2 separate regions of the Homo sapiens genome follow, and region 1 is linked to region 2. A link is a contact called in ENCODE Hi-C or POLR2A ChIA-PET data. All regions are on one chromosome and are shown on one strand. The core of a region is the stretch at or near the end of the contact, and the rest is flanking DNA. Distances in the headings are between cores, read along the strand shown. Region 1 overlaps LOC105376095 (a long non-coding RNA gene). Region 2 has its middle 60 kb from the start of GCNT1.

Evidence for each region. Hi-C counts contacts between places; a loop is a spot of excess contacts on that map. ChIA-PET counts read pairs that join two places held with the same protein, here RNA polymerase II (POLR2A). Pooled maps may share reads with other maps.
Region 1: a loop to region 2 is called in a pooled map, with 2.2 times the contacts of the local background. The contact joins two enhancer-like sites. A Hi-C loop is called at or near these places in 1 of 50 pooled maps. POLR2A ChIA-PET finds 5 or more read pairs at or near these places in 4 of 52 experiments (Caco-2, WTC11, activated CD4-positive, alpha-beta T cell and 1 more).

Annotation. Positions count from the first base shown.
Region 1 is chr9:76,604,114-76,606,813 of GRCh38, reverse strand. LOC105376095 (a long non-coding RNA gene) reads right to left here. Exons shown (of 12, transcript XR_007061586.1): 2 at 823-964. Among named protein-coding and RNA genes, the nearest start is that of GCNT1, 150 kb to the right of the region's middle. Within about 2 kb of position 1,338, at least 2 of the 41 ENCODE cell types and tissues checked have a DNase peak (open chromatin) inside an H3K27ac peak, as active enhancers do.
Region 2 is chr9:76,518,201-76,520,900 of GRCh38, reverse strand. No RefSeq gene overlaps it. Among named protein-coding and RNA genes, the nearest start is that of GCNT1, 60 kb to the right of the region's middle. Within about 2 kb of position 1,325, at least 2 of the 41 ENCODE cell types and tissues checked have a DNase peak (open chromatin) inside an H3K27ac peak, as active enhancers do.

The sequences.
Region 1 (2,700 bases), core at 89-2,588, 86 kb before region 2:
CAACAGCAAAATTTTAAATGTAACAAGGGTTTGTTGTAAAAATTTCAGACAAAGATGTATGTAAAGGAAAGTCTCCTTGTATCATTCATTTATTGTTGTGTTACAAATAACCCCAAAACTGAGTGGCTTAAAACAGTACCATTCATTTATTTTGCTCACTAATCTACAATTTGGGCAGGAATCAGAAGGAACAGCTCATCTCAATTCCAGATAGCATCTGCCAGGGCAGCTTGGCTGGGGGCTGGAGGAACCACTTTCAAGAAGTCTGGCTAACCTGGATGGCAAGTTGTTTAAAATGTTAGCTAAATTTAAAGCTATGATATCCCTGAAGATACTGAGAGGAAGATAGCTTCCTCTCAATTGTTGAAATACAATTTTCAAAAAGTTAAAAACTTAGCCAGGCATGGTGGAGCCCCCTGTAATTCTAGCTACTTGGGAGGCTGAGGCAGGAGGATCGCTTGAGGCGCAGGAGGTCAGGGTTGCAGTGAGCTGTGATCATGCCACTTCACCGTAGCCTGAGCAACAAAGTGAGACCTTGTCTCAGAAAAAAGAAAGTTAAAAACATGACTTTCACACAAAGTGAACAGATGTTAAAGATTTGTTTAACTCATTAATTAATTATGTTAAATAAGATGTTAAGACTGGTCAAAAGAACAGAAAACAGGAGACGTAACATCAGGAATGTTCAAATGAATTACCTAATAGATGAAAATTTGAGTACTATCCAATCGAGCAATAAAATGTCATCTTTGGAGTTATCATTTCTACCAGTGGAAATCAACTATACCTCTACTCAACAATACTCAATCCTGGAGAGATTACCTCCATTCTTCAGTCTCTGTCCATGTACAGATGAAGTTGTCCCCATAGAAAGTCCTATTGTCCCAGATGGGTATGTAAGTCAGGCCTGGTCCAAAAAAGCATCCCATTCTCCCAGTGACAGACTCAGAGATGGATATGTGACCTGAAAGACACAATACGATTTGGCAGGGACTTTTGTGAGAGCCACCACATCTTTAGGGGCACTTGAATCTGGAAAGTTTTAGGTCTGAACTTGCTGGGATGCATCCTGCTACCACAAGAAGCCTGAAAATGAGGAAGCATACAATAGAGATGAACGGGGGGGAAACAGCATCCTGAAGGCTTTAACTGAGCCCCTGAATCAACGGTGCAGCCTGATTGCAGTCTTAACTCCAGACTTGTCTATTATATTAGTCAATATATTTCCTTCCTTCTCGTTTGCTAGTTTAAGCCAGGTAAGGTGATTCCAAATGACCCCTCACAATACAGGGGGTTCTCCAGCCCTGGTTTCTTCTTCTGTGTTAGCTCATTAAACATATATTCACTTCTCTGGGTTGCAGTTCCTCTTTCTGTAAAAAGAATAAGCGATACCTACTACAAAGAGTGATAAAGATGAAGTAAGTGATAAATATAAGTATAATATACCTTCATAATACCATGATAAAAGAGATGTCTATGTGATGCTTAATTTTTCTAAATTAGATTATATCTGGTTCTAACCTCCTGCTATGGTCTGCATGTTGGTGTTCCCCTAGAATTCATGTGTTAGAACCTAAGACCCAGTGTGATGGTATTAAGAGTGAGTCTTTTAGGGATGATTAAATCATTAGGACTCCATCCTCATGGCTGTGGTTAAACTCTTATAAAAATGCTAAAGGGGGCCGGGTGCGATGGCTTATGCCTGTAATCCCAGCACAGCGCTTTGGGAGACCAAGGCAGGAGGAATACTTGAGCCCAGGAGTCCAAGACCAGCCTGGGCAACACAGAGGGACCCTGTCTCTTTTTAATTTTTTTTTTTAAGTGCTGGAGGGGCCAAACACGGTGGCTCATGCCTGTAATCCCAGCATTTTGGGAGGTCAAAGCAGGAAAAGTGCTTGAGGCCAGGGGTTTGAGACCAGCCTGGACAAAATAGGGAGATGTTGTCTCTATAAAAAATTTTATAAATTTTATAAACTAGCCAGATGTAGTGGCTCATGCCTGCAGTCCCAGCAACTCAGGAGGCTAAGATGGGAGGATTGCTTGAGCCTGGGAGGTTGAGGCTGCAGTGAGTTGTGATCGTGCCACTGCAGTCCAGCCTGGGCAACAGAGTGAGACCCTCTCTAAAAACAATAAATAAATAAATAAAGTGCTGGAGAAAGCTAGCTGGGCTATTTTGCTCTTCTGCCTTGTGCCATGTGAGGACACAACAAGAAGGCCCTCACCAGTCACTGAATGTCAGTACCTTAATCTTGGACTTTCCAGCCTCTCAAACTATGAGAAATAAATTTCTATTCTTTGTAAATTATCCACTGTAGTAATTTTTTTCTAGCAGCACAAAAAGACTAAGATATCCCCATTTACTAGGATGAGAAGACTCCCAATATCAGTCACTATGTGGGCTCTTTTACTCTTTAGTGGTGAAATCTGTCACAAATTGCCTAGAAAATGTTGTTTGATCTTTGGCACATGTTTGCTATGGGGATGTTCATTGTCCAAGACCCTGTGGTCCATTCAAAGGCAGGTGGCTCTGCAGGCTTTTTGACCTTTAGGGTATCTGGTAAGTTCTATGTAGTTACTGAGACCATGGTGTTTGATGTTCATTGCCCCCAGCAAACGTGTTTACGTCATCAAAAGTTCCTGCTGCCACATAGGATACTTCCTGATAGGAAATTGATGCTTGTGGACTTTCCTTCCACAGCT
Region 2 (2,700 bases), core at 76-2,575:
CCAGGAGTTCGAGACCAGTCTGGACAACATAGTGAGAACCTGTCTCAATTAAATATATGTGTACATGTATATATCTTTTTTAAAAAAGAATTAATCATACCTGGTTCACCCTCATAGATTTTAAAACATAAGGTAGAGCCCAGACATCTGTTTTTACCAACCCTTTTATTTGATTTTGAAGCAGTCTAGTATTTGAAAATTATTTGTAATACACTGTATCTAGTTTCCTTATATTTCCAAAAGCCTGTCATATAGTCCATAGGTATCATTGTCCTTTTTTTTTTTTTTTTGAGACGGAGTCTCACTCTGTCACCCAGGCTGGAGTGCAGTGGCATGATCTCGGCTCACTGCAACCTCCGCCTCCCAGGCTCAAGCAATTCTCCTGCCTCAGCCTCCTGAGTAGCTGGGATTACAGGCACGCACCACCACAACAGGCTAATTTTTGTATTTTTAGTAGAGATGGGGTTTCACCATGTTGGTCAGGCTGGTGTCGAACTCCTGACCTCATGATCTGCCTGCCTCAGCCTCCCAAAGTGCTGGGATTACAGGTGTGAGCCACCATGCCCAGCCAACATTATTGCTTTTTTTTCCTGAGTTATCTGATGGGGGACTCCTTGGCCTGCCTCACACAAGGATTCTTTTTAACCCCCTGTGATTGAGTAGAAAGGAAGTAGGCTGGGTGACATTTTTTCTTTTTAACACTGGTTGATTCCTAAGAGAAATCACATCTGCTTTTTGAGACATCCTACATTCACCCATCCATCTTTTCACTCATCAGATTTAAGTCCCATACGAGCAGCAATCATGAATATTTGGTTCACCAAGGTAAACCTGTACCTAGTCAGTAACTTTCACATAGTAAACACTCTGCCCAATATAAGACAGGCACTGCGATGGAAACGAAATTATTCCTATAAATCAGGGGTTCTCAAGCAGGGACGATTTTACCTTCCAAGAGACATCTCACAATGTCTGGAGGCATCTTTATCACAAGATGATGCCTTGGGGTTGGGTTGGGGTTGCCACTGGCATCTAACAGGTAGAGACCAGGGCTGCTGCCAAACATTCATAATGCACAGGACAGCCTCCACCCCCACAACAAAGAATTATCTAGCCCAAAATGTCAATAGTGCCCAGGTAGAGGGAAACATTCTTAAATGGCTATAAAAATTAGAGTAGGCAATTTCTCATCGTCTGACATTGCACTCCAGGGCAGATTCAACTGTTAAGTGACACAGCAGTACTGAATCATGTCTGTCCCCACAGCCCACCTACCACGCAAAGTTATGAGGAAAGATTCCTGGGGAAGGCTTTCCTCTCTCTTGTCCCACTGGTTTATTGTTGCCCTCCTAAGTCAAAAATGCATACTATTTTTTTTCAAGCTTTTGCACTCATACTCTTCCCTGTTTTCACTCTCCATCCCTATTTCCTTGTTTGCACTTCATGCGAAGTGGAGTCCAGCTTCCTAGGAAACAGGTGTACCCTGACCTCCCTCATGCAGTTTCTAGAAATGGCTTGGGAAAGAATGCAGCTGGAGACCCACAAAAGTGCACTGTCTCCGGCTCCTCGTTCTTTCTTCTCTTCTCCTGGTGAACAGAAGGAACTTCGACCTGCCTGAGCCCGCAGCTCTGTAACCACACATGAGGGATCAGTCCACCCACCCTGTTATTTCAGTTGCATGCTTAGGCAGTGAGGAAAGGACATTAGATTCCTAAAGATCAAATTTCCTGAACAGAAATATTTGTGGGCAGGAAAAAAACCTGACAGGACACTTTAATTCAGGTGCGGTGTTTAGTTTTCAGTAAGGTTTTATTTCACAGGGAGAATAAAGACAAGCTGAATTCAGCCAAATTATAAAAGGTTATCAGTAAGTCCGTATTTTCCCCCTCGATTGTTTATGGTTTCTATTTGAGGAAAAAATATCTAAAATTATTTTTTTCCCTTAAGAGTGGTTAATCAAAATTAAGCAAATTAATTGACTTTATCGATTTATTAGGTTGGTGCAAAAGTAATTGTGGGTTTTGCCATTAAAAGTAGCAGCAATGGCTGGGCGCGGTGGCTCACGCCTGTAATCCCAGCACATTGAGAGGCTGAGGTGGGCAGATCACCTGAGGTAAGGAGTTCAAGACCAGCCTGGCCAACACGGTGAAACCCCATCTATACTAAAGACACAAAAATTACCCAGGCGTTGTGGCGCATGCCTGAGGCAGGAGAACCACTTGAACCCAGGAGACAGGGGTTGCAGTGAGCTGAGATGGCGCCACTGCACTCCAGCCTGGGTGACAGAGCAAGACTCCATCTCAATAAATAAATAAAAGTGGGGAGGTAATTGGGGATATTTCTATTATCCCCCAATATTAATTGGGGACAGGAAAGGTAGAGGGTATATGGGAATATGGAAATTCTCTGTACTTTTCACTTAATTTTGCTGTGAACTTAAAACTGCTCTAAAAAATAAAGTTGATTTAAAAAAAAATCACACATATGTGCACAAGTAAGTTCAATGGCCTATTTTAGATGATGGTGATTAATTCTGTCTAGGATACTGTGGAAGCCAGAGAAAAGAGTGGACATTTATGTAAGGCCGTGGGGGACACAGATGGTCAGAAAAGATCTCATAGGCTAGGCGCAGTGGCTCACACCTATAATCCCAGCACTTTGGGAGGCCGAGGCGGGTGGATCACTTGAGGTCAGGAGTTC